Linked DNA regions of Homo sapiens: region 1 is linked to region 2. A link is an interaction called in ENCODE POLR2A ChIA-PET data of the cell type or tissue named here. Cell type or tissue: Caco-2. All regions are shown on one strand. Region 1 has its middle 84 kb from the start of MSH6. Region 2 has its middle 40 kb from the start of KCNK12.

What was found. ChIA-PET counts read pairs that join two places held together with the same protein. Peaks named below come from ENCODE experiments on the same cell type or tissue, not always from the same donor. Only the 100,000 strongest peaks of a DNase experiment are listed, where the experiment ranks them.
Region 1: POLR2A ChIA-PET joins it to region 2 with 5 read pairs; 2 of 35 experiments call an interaction of 5 or more read pairs at or near these places.

The regions. Positions count from the first base shown.
Region 1 is chr2:47,696,734-47,701,733 of GRCh38, forward strand. It overlaps a transcript of MSH2 not described here. Among named protein-coding and RNA genes, the nearest start is that of MSH6, 84 kb to the right of the region's middle. RefSeq lists enhancers at 1-520, 1,610-2,154, 4,334-4,877. In Caco-2, no CTCF peak of the experiment used is centred here; a DNase peak (open chromatin) is centred at 2,118.
Region 2 is chr2:47,608,311-47,613,310 of GRCh38, forward strand. It overlaps a transcript of MSH2 not described here. Among named protein-coding and RNA genes, the nearest start is that of KCNK12, 40 kb to the left of the region's middle. In Caco-2, no CTCF peak of the experiment used is centred here; no DNase peak of the experiment used is centred here.

The DNA.
Region 1 (5,000 bases), 88 kb after region 2:
CATCACTATTACTTTTAATCGCAAAAACTGCAATTATTTTGCACCAACCTAATAGAACCTAAGATTGGTCTTTTGTTGTTGTTTTGTTTTTGTTTTTGAGACAGAGTTTCGCTCATGTTGCCCAGGCTGGAGTGCAATGGTGCGATCTCGGCTCACCACAACCTCCGCCTTCCAGGTTCAAGTCATTTTCCTGCCTCAGCCTCCCAAGTAGCTGGGATTACAGGCATGTGCCACCATGCCCGGCTAATTTTGTATTTTTAGTAGGCTAATACTAATTTTAGTATTTTGGTCAGGCTGGTCTCGAATTCCTGACCTCAGGTGATCCTCCCACCTTGGCCTCCCAAAGTGCTGGGATTACAGGTATGGGCCACTGCGCACAGCCAAGATTGGTCTTTTGAGATATCTTTTCAGGTTTTTGCATTTCTGACTAACGATGAACCAATGGCTCCACTGAGACCTGCTGATCTCTGCCACCTGGTCATGTGGCCCCACCCAGAAATAGGCTCCCTGGCCTGCCAAACTATCCTTAAAAACCCTAACCTCTGAATTTTTCAGGGAGATTGATTTGAGTAATAATTCAGTCTTCCACGTGGCGTGGCCAGCCTTGTATCTATTAAACTCTTTCTTTATTGCAATGCTGTGGTCTCAGTGAATTGGTTTTGCCTGTGCAGTGGGCAGGACGAACCCATCAGGTGGTTACACTTTCAGACTTTTAAAGGTGTCAGACTGAAACTGTTGTACTTGAGCGAGTTAGAGAAAACGCCACACTTGTAGACGAATTAAGAGTCTGTTTATTTAGCCAGCGGCCAAGAGACGGCTAACGCTCAAAGTTCTTTAGACCCCAAAGAAGGAGCTAAATTTTCTTTTATACTTTGGTTTAGAAGGGGAGGGGGGGGTCTAGTTAAAACAATTTTACAGAAGTAAAGTAGGCAAAAAAGTTAAAAGGATAAATGGTTACAGGAAAGTAAACAGTTCCAGGTGCAGGGGCTTTAAGACTATTACAAGGTGATAGACGCGGGGCTTTGGGCGTTATTAATCGGGCGTTATTAATGGGACGAATTCCTGGGAACTGCGGATATAGCTCACCACAGCATCTTATCAGTTCATTGCATTCTTGGATGTGCTGGGAGTCAGCTTGCACAGGTTAAGTCCTTGAGGAAGGGGCTGCCAGTGAAAGAGCCAAGATGGAGTCTGCCTGGCTCTCTTAGCTAAGGGAGAGTCAATTCAGGTGGAAACAAGGCTAGGTGATTAAAGGAAAGGGAGAGTCTAAAAACAGGGTTAGTAAAAACAAGGTTAGGCATTACAAAACTGCCTTTGCAAAAATCATAACTGAGGAAATTATGACAGTGAAAAAGGTCAGACCTCACTGATTCCACATTGCTTCTAGCCTCTAAGCTGTCTGTTCATTCCTGGGTGTAGGCTGAGCTAGTCTTGGGAAGGAATTTAGTTTATAGTTTAAACTCTGAACCAACAAAATTGACAATAGCACTTTCTGGAAAAAAACCCTTGCTTGCGTGGAGACCAGTCTGTCTTTGTAGGACTAACTTTCATGCACGTCCGTGTGAAGAGACCACTAAACAGGCTTTGTGTGAGCAATAATGCTTTTAATTACCTGGGTGCAGGCGGGCTGAGTCCGAAAAGACAGTCAGCGAAGGGAGATGGGGTGGGGCCGTTTTATAGGATTTGGGTAGGTAAAGGAAAAAGGGGGGTTGTTCTCTGGCGGGCTGGAGTGGGGGTCACAAGGTACTCAGTGGGGGGGCTTTTGAGCCAGGATGAGCCAGGAGAAGGAATTTCACAAGACAATGTCATCAGTTAAGGCAGGAGCAGGCCATTTTCACTTCTTTTGTGGTGGAATGTCATCAGTTAAGGCAGGAACCGGCCATCTGGATGTGTACGTGCAGGTCTCAGGGGATATGATGGCTTGGCTTGGGCTCAGAGGCCTGACATAATTAGCCACAAGATTAGAAATTATGATTTAGGAGCCATGCAGTCTCTGGCTGGAAGAGTCTCAACCTCCCCAAATTGCTTCTGGGAATAAGATCACTGTTGCAAAACCTAAGATCAGTGTTTGAGATATTTTGCAGACCCTGCATTCCAATGCAGCAGATGACACCACTCAGACTGCTAATCTGGCTCAACCAGTCCTGTGATCCCATCCAGGAACAGAAGTCAGCAAGAACTCACTTCAACCCCCTGTAATTTTATCTTCAATCCGACCAATCAACACTCCCTACTTCCTGAGCCCATACCTGCCAAATAATCCTTAAAAACGCTGATCCCTGAATGCTCAGGGAGACTGATTTGAGTAATAATAAAACTCCAGTCTTCCACACAGACGGCTGTGCATGAATTACTCTTTCACCATTGCAATTCCGCTGTCTTGATAAATTCGCTCTGTCTAGGCAGTGAACAAGGTGAACCCACTGGGTGGTTACAAGACTCTCAGTTAATCTTTCCTAGATTCAGAGAAGGGAAGGCTTTAGAGGAAAGAGAAAATGCAGAGAAAAATGGCTGCATTAACGCAGATTTTCTCTACAGATGCAAATCTTCCGCACAAAAGACAGCTTTGCAGGGCTGCTTCTGTTTGCAGGCCCTCTGAACAGCCATCTCAAAACATGTCAAAGAAGTATATCTTGGGGTGAGATATTTTAATTTCCTTCCTATACATGGGAAATAGCCCAGAGAAAATGTGTAACTCTCCAAGAGGTAGCTTAGAATTCAGGCTTATATTGCATCTTCAGCTAAAAATCAAAGGAAAAAAGTATGGGGGATGCTGGTTATAAGGATATGACCAGGAAAAGCATGGTAAACAAAATTAAAGTTTATCATGCAGATTTAATTTGGTGCCTTCTCCATTGAAAAGAGTTTCCTATGATTTAGTTACCCTTCTCTTCCTGGTGCAGAGAGGGAGACACCCTTACAAATGGAGATTTTCTTTATAGATGTAAATTTCCCTTACAAAAGGGTAACTTCTACTCTGTTTTTAGAGCTTCTCCTGTGTCTGCTGTTTCTCAAAATAATCAGCTCAAAATAGCCTTTATGCCAAAGAGGCATATTTTGGGGTGGCACATTCTGGTCTCCTACACTACCCATTTAAATATTGTCCTTTACCTCCCATTATAGCCTTCATTTTTTGTATTAAATATATTTACTTTTATGGAGATAGTAGATGGTATAAATTTTCTGTTTTTACTTGACAGAGTAAACCTTGCCAACCTTACTGAGAAAGTATACTTCTCAAAAAGTTAAAAAAACATGAATCTCATGCAAATAAAAAAATGAGCACATGTCACATGTTTAGTTAACTCATTAATGAAGGAACCAGCAAAATGGTAAGGCTAGTTCAAAGAGAATTAAAGAGAGTGAAGCCTTTATAGCGGCTAAAGGAAAGAATGTTTGCAAAAGTTTGCCAATTTAGATACAAAACTGGATAATTTTTTTTCTTTTTGAAACTGAGTCTCACTATGTCACCCAGGCTGAAGTGCAGTGGTGCAATCTCGGCTCACTGCAAACTCTGCCTCCTGGGTTCAAGCGATTCTCCTGCATCAACCTCCCAAGTAGCTGAGATTACAGGCACCCACTACCATGCCCAGCTGATTTTTGTATTTTTAGTAGAGATGGGTTTTCACCATCTTTGCTAGGCTGGTCTCAAACTACCAATCTCAGGTGATCCACCGCCCCCTCTGCCTCCCAAAGTGCTGGGATTATAGGCATGAGACACTGTGCCAGTGAAAACTGGCTTATAGTCTACATTAACTGTCACCTTTGGGATTGTCTTCTCTAAAGGACAGAAATAATCAGCATCTGTATAGGACAAAATTAATTTAAATTCCTACTCGTTTTCTACCAGCTAGTCTTCTAGTTAAATACTGTACTCAATAGATTAGCAATTCAAACGAAGGCACATACCCCTAGCCGATCAGATAATCCTTGGGTATGTTTACTAGACAAAGCCCAGTAGCACCCTGAGAAGAAAGGTAGTAATCCCTTTTCCCTATTTCCAAGTTTTGGAAATCTTTCCTTAATGTGCTTTTGGTCACCTAATGGTATTGAGTTTTCTTTGTATCTTTCTTTGTTTGTTTTATTTTTAAATTTTACTGATCCACCCCAAAACTTTAGAACTATTCACTCTAGGAAATGTTTTACATAAGATTTTATTGAAGAAAAATAAAAGTAGCTGGGCATGGTGGTACATACCTGTAATCCTAGTTATTTGGGAAGCTGAGGCAGGAGGATAACTTGAGCCCAGGAGTTTGAGACCAGACTGAACAATAGAGGGACCATGCCTAAAAAAAAAAAAAAAAAAAAGGGAGAGGGAAGAAACATCAAATAAAAATGTTTACAAGAGGCATTTTCTTTTTTTTCCTTTTTTTGAGACAAGGTCTCGCTCTGTCACCCAGGCTGGAGTGCAGTGGCGTGACGCCAGCTCACTGCAACCTCCGCTTTCTGGGTTCCATGCCCGGCTAATTTTTTTGTATTTTTTTTTTTTTAGTAGAGATAGGGTTTCACCAGGTTGGCCAGGCCAGTCTTGAACTCCTGGCCTCAAGTGATCCACCCACCTCAGCCTCCCAAATTGCTGGAATTACAGGCGTGAGCCACCATGCCTGGCCTTCAAGAGGCATTTTCTACTCATTCAATATGAAAAATAGCTTTATTGTATCTCTTGGAAACAGTATATGTTCTCACAACTTTTATAACCTCCCTTGTAGAGTAGAGAAATATTAATGGCAAAATTGACTCTCTTTTTAATCGCTGAACCTATTTAAGAAGGACTTTCTAGGCCGGGTGCGGTGGCTCACGCCTGTAATCCCAGCACTTTGGGAGGCCGAGGCAGGCGGATCATGAGGTCAGGAGATCGAGACCGTCCTGGCTAACATGGTGAAACCCCGTCTCTACTAAAAATACAAAAAATTAGCCGGGCGTGGTGGTGGGCGTCTATAGGCCCAGCTATTCTGGAGGCTGAGGCAGGAGAATGGCATTAACCCAGGAGGCAGAGCTTG
Region 2 (5,000 bases):
GCTGCCCGTGTTCAAGCGATTCTCCTGCCTCAGCCTCCCAGGTAGCTGGGATCACAGGCACCTGCCACCGTGCCTGGCTAATTTTTGTAGTTTTTAGTAGAGATGGGGTTTCACCATCTTGGCCAAGCTGGTCTTGAACTCCTGACCTCGTGATCCACCTGCCTCAGCCTCCCAAAGTGCTGGGATTACAGGCATGAGCCACAGCGCCCGGCCGCCATTTGAGAATAAAAACACTGCACTTTATAATGCTAGCACTGTTTCCACCCAAATCTGCCATCGTCCTTCTTCCAACCAATTGCCCTCCCTAAATCCTTTCTAGATAGACATTCCGTAGTCACACCACCCCTCGTATGAATGAGTTGATCAGGCCTTTCCCTTTGCGGGAGGCACAGCTTGCAGGCCCATTTTAGTTGCTGGGTCTCTGCATCTCAAATTCTGGGCATGAATATGGGTAAATTTTTCATCTGTGTCCTACATGCCTCTGTGCACATGCAACGTGCAGACTGTTCACCCCTTCCAGGCAGCTTTCAGACTTTGCTTCACTGTGATCAGCAGTGGGTATAAGGGATGGTGTGCATGTACAGATCCCAAGTACAGCATTGGCTTGGGGTCTCATGCCCTCTGGCTTGTTCCTTAGGCTTTCATAGGCCTACATAAGTGACTGATGTATTTCCTCTCTTTTTTTTTTTCGGGGTCTTGCTCTATTATCCAGGCTGGAGTGCACTGGCACCATTATAGCTCACTCCAGCCTTGAATTCCTGGGCTCAAGCTCCTCCTGCCTCAGCTTCCTGAGTAGTTGGGACTACAGGTGCCTGGCACCAAGGCCACCTTGTATTTCCCCTCTTGCCACCTTACCCTGAATGTGATCTGAGATCCAACAGTTTCTTTCCTGGCCATTTTATTTGTTCAAATTGTTAGGCTGTTACAAAAGATGCTACAATGATCATCTTTGTGCCTTCCATCTGTCATTGAAGTAACCTCAATGGGAGCCATGCAGACAGGGAAGGATGTTCAGAATCCAGTTGGATTTAAATATATTCAAGAGGTGTGGCCCCGACAGATTGGAAGAGCATAAAAAGAATTCAGAATAGTATTAAGCAGTCAATAGAGGACTTTTAATGCAGAGGGGAAGGATCTGGGTTGCTGGTGAGGGGCTGGTTTTGTAAACTCAAATCAGGCTTGATAATTGGGGAAGATATAAAAGGTAAGGAAGATATAACCCAGAGCACAGGCTGTGAGACCACCCCATTTGGAGGGTTTGAACTGGGAATCACAAAGTTTAGGCACAACTTCTACATAATCGGGCTCAAGTTATTTGTTGTTGTCATGAGAAAAATTTTCCTGGGTGTCTATAGCTCCAGATCTCATGACCCAGCCAAAAATATGGTCTATGAGCAACCCAGCCTAACAAGAGGGTCATCCAATTTGCTTGGAATGTTAATCCCAATTTCTTGCAATGGTAAAAATATTTTTTTTTCTTAGTGAATTAGAGTCTTTAACCCAGAGGAAGTTTACACTTAATTGTGGATATAGGCCAGGCTTGGTGGCTCACGCCTGTAATCCCAGCCCTTTGGAAGGCCAAGACAGGTGGATCACTTGAGGCCAGGAGTTCAAGACTAGCCTGGCCAACATGGTGAAACCCCTGTCTCAACTAAAAATACAAAAATTAGCCGGGCATGGCGGCATGTTCCTGTAATCCCAGCTACTCAGGAGGCTGAGGCAGGAGAATTGCCTGAACCCAGGAGGTAGAGGTTGCAGTGGGCTGAGATTGAGCCACTGCACTCCAGCCTGGGTGACAGAGCAAGACTCCATCTCAAAACAAAACAAAACAAAATTAATTATGGATATAAAAATGCAAATAAAAATAATAATATTACTAGTTTTTTAAAAATTAAGTTTAGGAATAATCCATGTATATTTGGTGTTCTTAAAGTGCTTGTTAAGAGTAATTAATAAGTTAGCCTCATGAGATGGTCTTTTCCTACCCCTCCCCTACAGTGCTTAAAACAATAACAGCATTAATTTTGCTCTCTTTACGTAGCAAAATTGAGGCCTGCCCAATTTCAAGGGGAAGAGAAATAAAGCCCCACTTCTTCTTAGGGGGCAGGCAATATTGTAGTGGTCCTCCAGGGCCATCGGCTTCCCCTGACATTCCCCTTGAGTCCCTTTAGGTTTTCATTAACCCCTTCATCAAGATGCTTCCAGCCTCCATTGCCACCTAGTCCCAAGTTGCATTCTTTGGGTTTCATTATGGTAGTATCCCACTTCCAGGTATCTAAGTCTATGTCAAGTATTAATTGCTGAGCAATAAACCATCCCCAAACATAGTAGCTCAAAACAACTAATTTTTCTCATGGGTCTTCAATTTGGGGGAGACTTGGTGGGGATAGCTTATCTCTGCCCCACACCATACTAACTGGAGCAGCTTGAAGGCAGGGGCCTGGGTCCTCTGGAGGCGCAATCACTCACCGATCTGGCAGCTGGTCCTGGCTGTGGACTGGAGCCTTAGCTGGGGCCTTAGCCAGCAAATCTATACCTACCTTCCCCATGTGGCCTGGGCTTCCTCACACCATGGTGGCTGGGTTCCAAGGGCATGCGTCCTGAGAGAGGCAGGTATAAGCAATATATCCTGTTATGGCCTAGAGTCATGAACTACACAGCATTGCTTCCAGCACATTCTGCACAGAAGTAGTCACGAAGGCCCAGCCAATTTCAAAAGGAGGGAAAACAGACTCTGCCTTTTGGTTGGGAAGCAGCAGTGTTCTAGAAGAACACGTGGGACCAAGATGTGGCCATTTTGAGAAATTGTAATCTGTCACAATTTTGTACAGGTCTGTCATCGGCTGTGACCTACCCTGGGGTGGAGGGTGGTGGGGGGTGAATACAAACACCCAGGTGCTTTCGGCTGAGAAAAGGATCTGCAGTAACTGAAAGGTTATCTTCTTAAGATAGTCACTGGTATGGGGTGTTCATAATAAAGGCATATAGAAGTTGAGGAAGAGATGCTCAGAAATACTCAAGGGTAGGTTTAGGGCTTATGGGAAGCATCACCAGTGTCTGCTACAGGATAGTAAAACAAAATACTAGGCCCAGCATGGTGGCTCATGCTTGTAATCCCAGCACTTTGGGAGGCCGAGGAAGGCAGATCACTTGAGGTCAGGAGTTCCAGACCAGCCTGGCCAACATGGCAGAACCCCGTCTCTACTAAAATTACAAAAATTAGCCAGGCATGGTGGTGGGCACCTGTAGTCCCAGCTACTCAGGGGGCTGAGGCAGGAGAATAGCTTGAACCCAGAAGGTGGAGGTTGCAGTGAGCTGAGATCGCGCCACTGCACTCCAGCCTGGAAGAGAGTGAGACTCCATCTCAAAAAAAAAAAAAAAAAAATACTGTTGGTTCAGAAGTCAGGCCCAGCTGTAGTGGTTCGCATCTGTAATTCCAGCTCTTTGGGAGGCAGAGGCAAGAGATCACTTGAGGCCAGGAGTTCAAGACCTTGCTATGCGCAACATAGCAAGACCCAGTCTCTATGAAAAAGTTTTAAAAATTAGCCAGGTGGTATGCGCCTGAAGGCTAAGATGAGAGAATTGCTTGATCTCAGGAGTCTGAGGCTGCAGAGAGCTATGATCATACCATTGTACTCTAGCCTGGATGACAGAGTGAGAGCTTGATTCTACAAAAAAAAAAAAAAAAAAAAAAGTCAGGGTGAATTATATTCCCTCATGTGATCACAGAAGGCAGAGAAGAGGGAACCCGACATCTCAGTCTTTCAGGAAACATTAAGTGACAGAAAATGTGAACCTGAGATCGGCTTGGTGCCCTGCTATAACTGAGAGCTGGCCTGACCCCGTGTGTCCATCTCTCAAATCTTTCTGGTCTCTTCCCACTGAAGGGATGGACCAGTGGCTCTCCACTAAATCATGCCATCATTTTGTCATAACTTGTTTTGATCCAACATAGAGTGTAAATCAATCATTTTGTTTTTACACATGGTCCCATATGCACGCAAAATAAGGAAGTCTTTATCCACTGAACATATTGTTTAAATAACAGCTACCAAAATACATTTAAAGATCTTTATTGGGATACTAAGACTGTAGCATTTTGGGTATGGTGAACTAGCTTCTCTGAGAAAACAATAGGCAAGATCTTTTTTCTAAGGGTGAGTGGGTGGAAGGACGGAAGGTGGGCATGAAGTAGCTAAAGAGCACATGCCCCAGCTGTTAAAGCCAGGGTGTTTAATGTATTAGGTAAGACGGTGCCATGGAATAGAATTTTCCACTATAAAATTTTTCACTCTATACCAAACCTAGAAGTTTTTCTCCTACTGCCAAAACCTCACAGTAAGGTGAGGATAGACCCCTCCACCATCACAGTGTGGCTTTGAGGAAGGAAGTGAGGCCTCACAGAGGGCAGGGAAGGAGTGGGAGCCATTTCTAGACACAGAAGACATCCTTTATTCTAAAAAGTGGTCTCCTAAGGAGTCTGCCACCTCCAGTTCTGACATCACAGGGAGATGAGCCTGCCAAGCTGCCTCAGTTTCCTCAATGCAATGGTGACGTGACTGGTCTGAAGAGACACTTAGTGGGGAAGGAACACTCAAGGATCACTTGTGCTTGGCTGTTTAATTTGCGAACCACACCTCCCAGCCCTTGCCAGGAGGACTGGACAGGCCATGGCGCTCACATGATCTGACAGAAATATCCAGTGGGCATTTCTAGAGGTGGTCAGGCTCCAGCCTCTTTAAGCGCCCAGGTCTGTGGCTGTGACCTCCATGGCTAGATGCTGCCTATTTCTCTTCTAGATCAAGGCTTTCTTCTCCTGGTCCATCTCAGAATCTTTAATGGAGATAATGTAATATACAAAGTACCTTCTTTGAGAAAATTGCTCATGTAATTCCTGGCCTCTGTCTCCTTGGAAAAATAATGAATGGTCCCAAACCATAAGAGAAAGCCATTGTACAACCTCAACACACATGTCTGGGCAGCCCTAAGGAGAAGGACTG